2 separate regions of the Homo sapiens genome follow, and region 1 is linked to region 2. A link is an interaction called in ENCODE POLR2A ChIA-PET data of the cell type or tissue named here. Cell type or tissue: A673. All regions are shown on one strand. Region 1 has its middle 34 kb from the start of CORO1C. Region 2 overlaps CORO1C (coronin 1C).

What was found. ChIA-PET counts read pairs that join two places held together with the same protein. Peaks named below come from ENCODE experiments on the same cell type or tissue, not always from the same donor. Only the 100,000 strongest peaks of a DNase experiment are listed, where the experiment ranks them.
Region 1: POLR2A ChIA-PET joins it to region 2 with 10 read pairs; 5 of 35 experiments call an interaction of 5 or more read pairs at or near these places.

Annotation. Positions count from the first base shown.
Region 1 is chr12:108,762,991-108,767,990 of GRCh38, reverse strand. No RefSeq gene overlaps it. Among named protein-coding and RNA genes, the nearest start is that of CORO1C, 34 kb to the right of the region's middle. In A673, no CTCF peak of the experiment used is centred here; no DNase peak of the experiment used is centred here.
Region 2 is chr12:108,713,490-108,718,489 of GRCh38, reverse strand. All of the region lies in intron 1 of CORO1C (coronin 1C), which reads left to right. Among named protein-coding and RNA genes, the nearest start is that of CORO1C, 16 kb to the left of the region's middle. RefSeq lists enhancers at 2,052-2,741, 2,742-3,432, 3,433-4,123. In A673, no CTCF peak of the experiment used is centred here; DNase peaks (open chromatin) are centred at 1,029 and 2,799; H3K27ac peaks cover 832 bases.

The DNA of each region.
Region 1 (5,000 bases), 50 kb before region 2:
CCAGCTACTCTGCAGGCTGAGGCAGGAGAATCGCGTGAACCCAGGAGGTGGAAGTTGCAGTGAGCCGAGATCGTGCCATTGCACTCCAGCCTGGGAGACAGAACAAGACTCTTGTCTCAAAAACAACAACAACAACAACAAAAAACTGAGCTTATAGTGAGTGGGTTCAAGTTGCAGAAATGGGATTTGAACCTCCACCCTCCTTCCAGGCCTGTCTGACTTTAAAGCCCCGTGCTTTTTTCTGCTAATAATGCAGATCGTCTCCATGAAAGCCACACAGGCTGGATTCTCAGCAGGAATGGCCAGGGGTCCTACCTCTTGTCGGTGCCACCCATCAGCTCTCTGAGGCCACTGCCCTGAAGGATCTTCGGCGATCCCTGGGGAACACCTCTCAGCTGATGTGGACAGGGCATCACTGGTATAGCCTCATGCCATGACCCAAAGCTTCCAAATGGAACGGAGGAGGGCCCCCATCACAGAAGTCCAACAGGGACCCCTGGATTGGGCGTGAAAGAGTGAGAAGAAATGGGGGTTGTGTGGGGAATTGGGTGTGGGAGTGTTCCTACCAGACTAAAGAACTGATGGGCGAGGCCAGGTGCGGTGGCTCATGCCTGTAATCCCAGCACTTTGGGAGGCAGAGGTGGGCGGATCACAAGGTCAAGAGATGGAGACCATCCTGGCCACAATGTGAAACCCATCTCTACTAAAAATAGGAAAAAAAAAAATTAGCTGGGCGTGGTGGTGCAAGCCTGTAGTCCTAGCTACTTGGGAGGCTGAGGCAGGAGAATCACTTGGACCCGGGAGGCAGAGGTTGCAGTGAGCCGAGATCACACCACTGCACTCTAGCCTGGTGACAGAGCAAGACTCCATCTCAAAAAAAAAAAAAAAAAAAAGAAGAACTGGTGGGCCAGGTGTGGTGGCTCACCTCACACCTGTATCCCAGCACTTTGGGAGGCCGAGGCAGGCGGATCACTTGAGGTTCAGGAGTTCGAGACCAGCCTGGCCAACATGGGGAAACCCCATCTCTACTAAAAGTACAAAAATTAGCCAGGCGTGGTGGCAGGTGTCTGTAATCCCAGCTACTCGTGAGGCTGAGGCATGAGAATTGCTTGAACCCAGGAGGTGGAGGTTGCAGTGAGCTGAGATCGCGCCACTGCACTCTAGCCTGGGAGACAGAGTGAGACTCAGTCTCAAAAAACAAAAAAAGAACTGGTGCAAAGGCCCGGAGGTAGAGGTGAGCGCCCTGGCTTCCACAAACTCTAAGCAACCAGTGTCACAGGTGGAGAGCCAGCTGGGGCAGTGGGCGGGACGCAGACCATGCCAGGCCTTGTAGGTCATTGGACTTGACCCTGAGGGCTCTGGGGAGCCAAGGAGGGGCTGCAAACTGCAAAGGATGTGGTCAGCTTTTCCCTCTAGAGCTGCACTGTCCCATGTGGCAGCCGCTAGTTAAATAAATTTAAATAAAACTAAAATAATTTAAATAAATTAAATATTAAAACAGTTAATTAAATAAATTAATTTAAATAAAACTAAATGAGAAATTCTGTTCCCTTGTCACACGTGCCCTGTTTTAAGTGCTCAATGGCTACTTGTGGCTACCCTATTGGACAGCACAGATAGAGAACATTTCCAGCATTGCAGAAAGTTCTGTAGACAGCACAGTGCTAGCGTTCACGCAGGGTTCTGGGTGGGAAGTGTTTTGTGGAGGAGACCAGTAAGGATGGGTTCTAAGGATTCAGGGAGAGATGTACGTGCCCAGTGCCTTGCATGGTCCCTAGAACACAGTAGGTGCACAATGAAAGGCCACTGAATGGATGAATGGCCTGGATCAGAGTGGGATGGTGGGATGGAGGTGAGAGGATGATGGCAAGAGAACTTCAGAAGGCTAAATTTGTTGTTGTTGTTGTTGTTTGTTTTTTGGGACGGAGTCTTGCTCTGTTGCCAGGCTGGAGTGCAGTGGCGCGATCTCAGCTCACTGCAACCTCTGCCTCCCGGGTTTAAGCGATTCTCCTGCCTCAGCCTCCCGAGTAGCTGGGACTACAGGCATGCACCACCACGCACAGCTAATTTTTGTATTTTTAGTAGAGATGAGGTTTCACCATGTTGGCCAGGATGGTCTCGATCTCTTGACCTCGTGATCCGCCCACCTCGGCCTCCCAAAGTGCTGGGATTACAGGCATGAGCCACCACACCCAGCCTAAATTGATGGGCCTTGGTGACTGGTGAAGGATGAGGGAAGCACCTCGGTCTGGCTTGGGCAGCTGAGTGGACAGTGGGGTGTTTCCTGAAATGGGAACCCAGGAGGGAAGTCAGGTGTCAGGACGGGGATAAGCTCCACCTGAGGGGCCTGTGGAACTGCCACATGGAGATGGCCACTGGCTGCTCGGCCCTGGAGGTGTGGGCCCAGCAGATTTGGGAATGCATGGGCCTGCCCAGGAGAGAATGAAACGGCAAGAAGAAGGGGCGGGGGAGGGCCCTGGGGACACGAACATTGGAGAGGTGGCCAGAGGGAGAAAGAGTGAAGGCAGCAGAGAGCAGTGCCGTGTCAGGGTCACCAGGCAGGCCTGCAAACCCGGACTAGGAGGCCCTGGATCCGGCCCTAGGAATTTGTCCTTGGAAAGAGAAGATTCAGGGTGGGGAGAGAGAAAGAGCCAAAGCAGAAGCGAGGAGGGGGAGGCAGCAAGTGGGCTACAACTCTCAAAAAGTTTGTTGGTGAAGGGGTTAAGACTGGTATTGAAGGTTGATGCAAGGTTATGGGAGATAATTTTTCCCTTGAGATGGAAAAGATTTGACCTTGTTCCCAGGTTAACAGAAAATGTGTGTGTGTCGGGGGTGTTGCCTAAGGGAAAGATCAGCTCATAAATGGTATTTGTAACATGCTTGTAGGCTGAGGTGGCTCACACCTGTAATCTCAGCACTTTGGGAGGCCATGGTGGGAGGATCACTTGAGTCCAGGAATTCGAGACCAGCCTGAGCAACAGGGTGAAACCACTTCTCTACAAAAAATACAAAAGTGTCATGGCACACACCTGCAGTCCCAGCTACTCAGGAGGCTGAGGCAGGAGGATCACTTGAACCCAGAAGGTCCAGGCAGCAGTGAGCCATGATCGTGCCACTACACTCCAGCCTGGGCAACAGAGTGAGACTCTGTCTCAAAAAGAAAAAAAAAACGACCAACCAACCAACCAACAAAAACCCAGCATGCTTGAGAGTGTGCACCAGTTCGTACAGTGATCTTCTGAATATTCCAGTGAGATAGATCTTCTTATTTATCCCCATTTCAGAGATGAAGAAACTGAGGCCCAGCGTGGCTCAGCAGTTTCCCCATAGTCACACTGGGCAGCTTTTCATAATGTGCACAAAGACTTCATCCAGGCCAGCAGGGTCTGGTTTTGAATCTGGTTCCTTAGGCTCTGCTCCCGGATTAGTCCCCATGCTTTTCCTCCTTTCTATTTTGCTATTGTTGTTGTTTTGTTTTTTTGTTGTTTTTAGACAGACTCTTGCTCTGTCACCCAGGCTGCAGTGCAGTGGTGAGATCTCTGCTCACTGCAACCTCTGCCTTCCGGGCTCAAGTGATTCTCCTACCTCAGCCTCTCGAGTAGCTGGGATTACAGGTATTTGCCACCATGCCTGGCAAATTTTTTTTGTATTTTTAATAGAGACAGGGGTTTTGCCATGTTGGCCAGGCTGGCCTAGAACCCCTGACCTCGAGTGATCCGCCCACCTTGACCTCCCAAAGTGCTGGGATTACAGGTGTGAGCCACCATGCCTGGCTTTTTCCGCCTTTCTGGATAAACAAACCACAAAGTGACTAGGTGCAGTGGCTCATGCCTGTAATCCCAGCACTTTAGGAGGCTGAGGCGGGTGGATCACTCGAGGTCCGGGGTTTGAGATCAGCCTGGCCAGCACGGTGAAACCCCATCTCTACCAAAAATACAAAAATCAGCCGGGTGTGGTGGCACACGCCTGTAATCCCAGCTACTCGGGAGGCTGAGACAGGGGAATTGCTTGAACCCAGGAGGCGGAGGTTGCAGTGAGCCGAGATCGTGCCACTGTACTCCAGCCTGGGCGACAGAGCAAGACTCCATGTCAAAAACAACAACAACAACAAAAACAAAAACAAAACAAAATGAAAACAAAAACAAAACCACGAAGTGATAAAAAAGAAGCACCAAAATTCCCAAGTGGAAATAATTTAGCCAGAGAGCATGAGCAAGGGAAGCCGCTCACAGTACTGCGGTATTTTCAGATTTACAACGTTTACATCCTGCCATCATCTCCTTCCCCAATAAGATGTCTTCTGAATTTGCAATAATATAATAATTATGGCAACTATTTTTAATGCTCTTATTAGGTTATATACCTTGCTAAGCATTTTTTTTTTTTTTTTTGAGGTGGAGTCTCGCTCTGTCACCCAGGCCGGAGTGCAGTGGCGCAATCTTGGCTCACTGCAAGCTCCGCCTCCCGGGTTCAAGCCATTCTCCTGCCTCAGCCTCCCGAGTAGTTGGGACTACAGGCACCCGCCACCAAGCCTGGCTAATTTTTTGTGTTTTTAGTAGAGATGGGGTTTCACCATGTTAGCCAGGATGGTCTCGATTTCCTGACCTCATGATCCTCCCATCTCGGCCTCCCAAAGTGCTGGGATTACAGGCGTGAGCCACTGCGCCCAGCATACCTTGCTAAGCATTTAAATGATATCTAATTAACTCTCGCAGCAACCATGAGAGGTAGGCCATATTACTCTTTCCTTTTTAAGTTAGCAAATGGGGGCACAGAGAGGTGAAGTGACTTGCCCAGGGCCACACAGTACATCTTTGGCAGAGATGGAAGTCAAAGCAGGGTCTGTTTGTCACCACAGCTTGTGCCCATCTGTCAAACTACTTTATTAGTGTTAAAATCATAGCAGAAAGTCTTGTTATTCTGTCACATCCGGCTTGCTGACTGAGGTGGGGGGAAAGTTAGCATCCCATTCTATCAGCTGATCAGCCTGTTCTTCCTTA
Region 2 (5,000 bases):
GCTCACTGCAACCTCTGCCTCCCGGGTTCAAGTGATTCTCCTGCCTCAGCCTCCTGAGTAGCTGGGATTACAGGCATGTGCCACCACACCCCACTAATTTTTGTATTTTTTTTTTTTTTTCGAGACGGAGTCTCACTCTTGTCGCCCAGGCTGGAGTGCAGTAGTGCGATTTCAGCTCACTGCAAGCTCCGCCTCCCAGGTTCATGCCTCCTGGGTTCATGCCATTCTCCTGCCTCAGCCTCCCGAGTAGCTGGGACTACAGGCACCCACTGCCACGCCTGGCTAATTTTTTATATTTTTAGTAGAGATGGGGTTTTAACGTGTTAGCCAGGGTGGTCTCAATCTCCTGACCTTGTGATCTGCCCGCCTTGGCCTCCCAAAGTACTGGGATTACAGGCGTGAGCCACCAGGCCTGACCTAATTTTTGTATTTTTAATAGAGATGGGGTTTCACAATATTGGCCAGACTGGTCTTGAACTCCTTACCTCAGGTGATCCACCCGCCTTGGCCTCCCAAAGTGCTGGGATTACAGGTGTGAGCCATTGTGCCCGGCCTAGTTTTCATTTTCAAATAGCATGCTCAATACGTTTTTCTTCAAGCTCCAGACACTTTTGCGAGCAAAAGTACATAATTTTAAAGCCATGGATCCAATTATTAATGTGGAAAGGTAATTATGTTTTAAAAAATAAATTTTAAAGTATTTTTCCCATGGTTTTACTCTTTTCAGATACCTTACTTGTCAACAGAAGGCTCTTTGAAGCTACTACTAAGAGGTAGTAAGTAAGTCTCCACACCAAAGAGAAGGTGGGAAGGCACCCCCAACCATCTGGTTGCATGAGTCAAATTAGGCATCACTGTTGATGCACCCTTCATATCTAAAACAGTTTTAAATTCAGTTGACTTCAAGTCTTTTGGCTCCATCATCTCTGTTTCTACTGGGACTGTGACTTGTGGCCTGGACAACAAGTGCCGTGACTTCCTAACTAGCTTCCCTGAATCCTTTCAGATGCTCCCACGTGCAGATCCATTCTCCAGCTTCATTCAGCGTGAGCTTTTAAAATGCAAATCTAATTATGTCACATACTCATACTTAAAAAATTTCCTATGGCTCCCAAGACTGCAAGTACAGATAAAATCCTTAACATGGCCTAGAAAGCCCTCTGTGATCCGGGTTCTGCTGACCTCGCAGCCTCTTCTACCCTTGCTCTCTGGGCTCCAGCCTCTGTGGGCTAAGTAGTCCAGATTCTGACAAGTGCTTGCTTTTGATACAGACTTTTGATATTTTGTTGTTCCTCCCAGCTGGGACTCACTTTTCTTCTCTTATTGCCCAGTTGACTTCTCATTCTTTGATTTCAGCTTAAGTGTCGCTTCTCTGACTGCTTCTGTTCCCCGATTATTGACTCAGTTACCTTGTGTTCTTCTGCATTCCAGCACTTGCCACAGCGGCATGCTAATGTTTGCACGAATATCTGATTGTGTTGTGTCTCCTGCAGTGGACTGTAAGCTCCATGAGAGCAGGGGCCAGGTCTGCTTGCTCACAGTTGTGTCTCTCATGTCTAGCATGGTGCTAGGCGCATGGTCAAAGCCGAGTGAATAGTTGTTGAACAAAAGAATGACTGGGATTAAGGACCTATTCAACATTCATAGTTGAGTATATATGTAATACGTATAACCCTGTGGATGTTAGTAAGTAATGTGGTTTGCAGTGAGTTGTGTCTGTTTTACTGGGGGGGATGTGGACTGTATCCCAGTGAAAGAAGGATTTCCTGTAGACTCTGATAGGACCCTAGAAATCATTTATTTTAGTTCTTCCATTTTATAGATGAAGAAACAAACAACCAGAGGACCAAAATGATCTAGCTGGGTAGGTAATTATGTCAAGATAAATTTGTGTCTGACATCCAAGCCAGAGATTTTCCTACTCTTCCTTAATGTTCCTTTGAAACACTGTCAGGAGTACATGTTCATTTAATCCATTTAATCTCCGCTTGCCCAAGGTATGGGTTAAAAAGGGAAGGCTGAAATTCTTCAGGTGAAGGTGATTATTTTGTTTTTTGACACTGCTAGTTTTGCCTGTGACTAGCCTTATGAAGTTATTAATAAAAATATCCCCCATCCCTTTTTAAGATATGAGCATCCAGTAATTTCATTTCCTGGTATAACAGTATTGCCAAATAATTAATAAAATTTTATTGTCTACTCCATATGACTAAGTAGTGAAAAACAGACTTAACAAGTTTGAACTGTCATACACAGTGTGTTTTTTACCAGTTGTTGATAAGAAAAGTAGGTCATCAATATAGAAAGAATGTTTAGAAACATATTCAAGGATTTTTTTTTTTTTTTTTTTTTTTTTTTTTTTGCGACAGAGTCTCGTTCTATTGCCAAGCTGGAGTGCAGTGGCGATCTTGGCTCACTGCAACCTCCGACTTCCGGGTTCAAGCGATTCTCCTGCCTCAGCCTCCCGAGTAGCTGGGATTACAGGCGCGTGCCACCACGCCTGGCCAATTTTTGCATTTTTAGTAGAGACGGGGTTTCACCGTGTTAGCCAGGATGGTCTCATTTCCTGACCTTGTGATCCACCCGCCTCGGCCTCCCAAAGTGCTGGGATTACAGGTGTGAGCCACCCCGCCCGGCCTCAAGGATTAATTTTTAAGTGAGATTGCTAGGTCACTCATGTCTATAAAAGTTTTGCGGTTGGTGTGAGACCTCTTGGGATTAATTTGGCTCTTTGAGTTGTGTTCTGCTCTTTGAAGAGAGACACAGAATTAAGCTTCTGAGTCTGGTCTCCTGTGGTGCACTTTAGGGAGATGGCTGCTGCCAGTGTTGTGAGTATGCGGGGGGGAGGGGGGGAGGGAGGAGGCGGGTCAGGTAGCGCCTGCCTTTGTCTTCCCAAGGGACGTTTCTTCAGCAATGCTTTTTCAAAGCTCCAGGGACCAAAAGAGGTGGTTGTGTTTATAAAGATGCTGGTGATAAGCAGAAAATTGGGAGATGTGGAGGGTTGTAAACATGTCATCCTTGCACATTATCTCTGTAATAGAAATATATATTTCTGTCATTGAAGAGCTAGAGATGATTTCGAAGTCCTTATATATTCTCACATTTTAGTAACTGCAAAATTTCTGTAGTGTCATTTCTATTATATTTTAAGTGAGTTACAGGCCTCATTATGGCATCTTTTAGTTCATAAAAGGGTCTCTCTTTAATAAGATGTGAGGGAATTACAGTTTTGTTTTGTTTTGTTTTGTTTTTTTAAGAGACACAGTTTCGCTTTGTCTTTTGGTATCAAGTTCAGTGGTGCAATAATAGCTCAGTGCAGCCTCAGACTCCTGGGCTCAAGGGATCTTCCTGCTTCAGCCTCCCAAAGTGCTGGGATTACTGGTATGAACCACCACACCCAGCCCAGTTTTAGGAATTTTATCTTTTGTCTTCAGGTTCATTATGTGTTACTGTTTTGCTGCTCATTTTACTTCTTGTCAGACTTGATTTTCGGCAGTCATTTTCATAGCGTCACATTACGCTCTGCAATGCGCTCACTGCTTTCTGCTTCACATTGCCAGTGAGTGCTTAGGTTTGACTTTAGGTGGTCCCCAACCAAGTCTCTTTGTAAGAAGTTCCTAAAATGAGTATAGATTATAAAATGTAAATATACGAGTGCTCTTCTTTGAAAACTTTAAAAAGTATGATACCTCTTTATTATACCTCACCTTTTATTTTTATTTTTATTTTTTTTGGGTATCACTGTGTCCCCCAGGCTGGAGTGCAGTGTCGTGATCTTGGCTTACTGCAACCTCTGCCTCCTGGGCTCAAGCAATCCTCCTGCCCTCAGCCTCCTGAGTAGCTGGGACCACAGGCATGCGCCATCATGCCCGGCTAATTTTTTGTATTTTTGGTAGAGATGGAGTTTTGCCATGTTGCCCAGGCTGGTCTCCAACTCCTGAGCTCAGCCTCCCAAAGTGCTGGGAATACAGGTGTGAACCACCGCACCTGTAATGTCTCACCTTTTAGATACTATCCTTGGGGTGTGTGTGTGTGTTTCTAGTGTTTTATGCATGCTCTTTCAGGTTGTTCCTCTTTTTTTTTTTTTTTTTTGAGACTGACTCTCGCTCTGTTGCCAGGCTGCAGGCTGGAGGAGTGCAGTGGCGCGATCTTGGCTCACTGCAACATCTGCCTCCCGGGTTCAAGCAATTCTCCTGCCTCAGCCTCCCGAGTAGCTGGGACTACAGTTGTGCGCCACCACGCCCTGCTAATTTTTGTATTTTTAGTAGAGATGGGGTTTCACTATGTTGGCCAGGATGGTTTCAATCCCTTGACTTCGTGATCCGCCCACCTCGGCCTCCCAAAGTGCTGGGATTATAGGTGTGAGCCACTGTGCCCGGCCCAGGTTGTTCTTTTCTTGGACAACTGAGCACATAGTCCTCTGGCTAAGCTAAGGATTTTCAGTGAGAAGTAAGATTTGCTTCCTTGGTCATAACAGATACCCTCTTGTTTGTCTCAGTACATTTGAATGCCTACAGCTGGTTTCTGTATTTTGATTTTTCCATTTTTACTCATATTTATAAAGTGTAGGCAAAGTGCAGTTTCACATTTAAAGTGTTACACAAACTGGCCAACTGGACTGGGGGCTGTCAAAGCAGCACCCACAGGACAGAGCTCTAAGTGCCATTGTTGGCTGATGTGGAGAAACTGAATTGTATATATGATTCGGGATTGATTGTTGGAAAAGTATGACAGTTCATGGGCTGAAAAGTTGGAACTGCTCCGTACTTTGTAGTTCAAGGTCACTGCATCTTTCTCAGAAGTTCTTTATCTTTGGAGGAGTTATACGTCTTCAGGCTGAAACGTGACGGGCCTGGAATTGATGAGCTTTGGAACTCTCTCCAGGCCTAGCTCTGTGAGGCCCGAGCCTGGAGGCTTCTTGGTAGATCTTATTTGCATTTTCTCTTTATTCTTAGAAACTTTAAAAACTAAATGATATTGAGTTATTGAATTGAAACAAA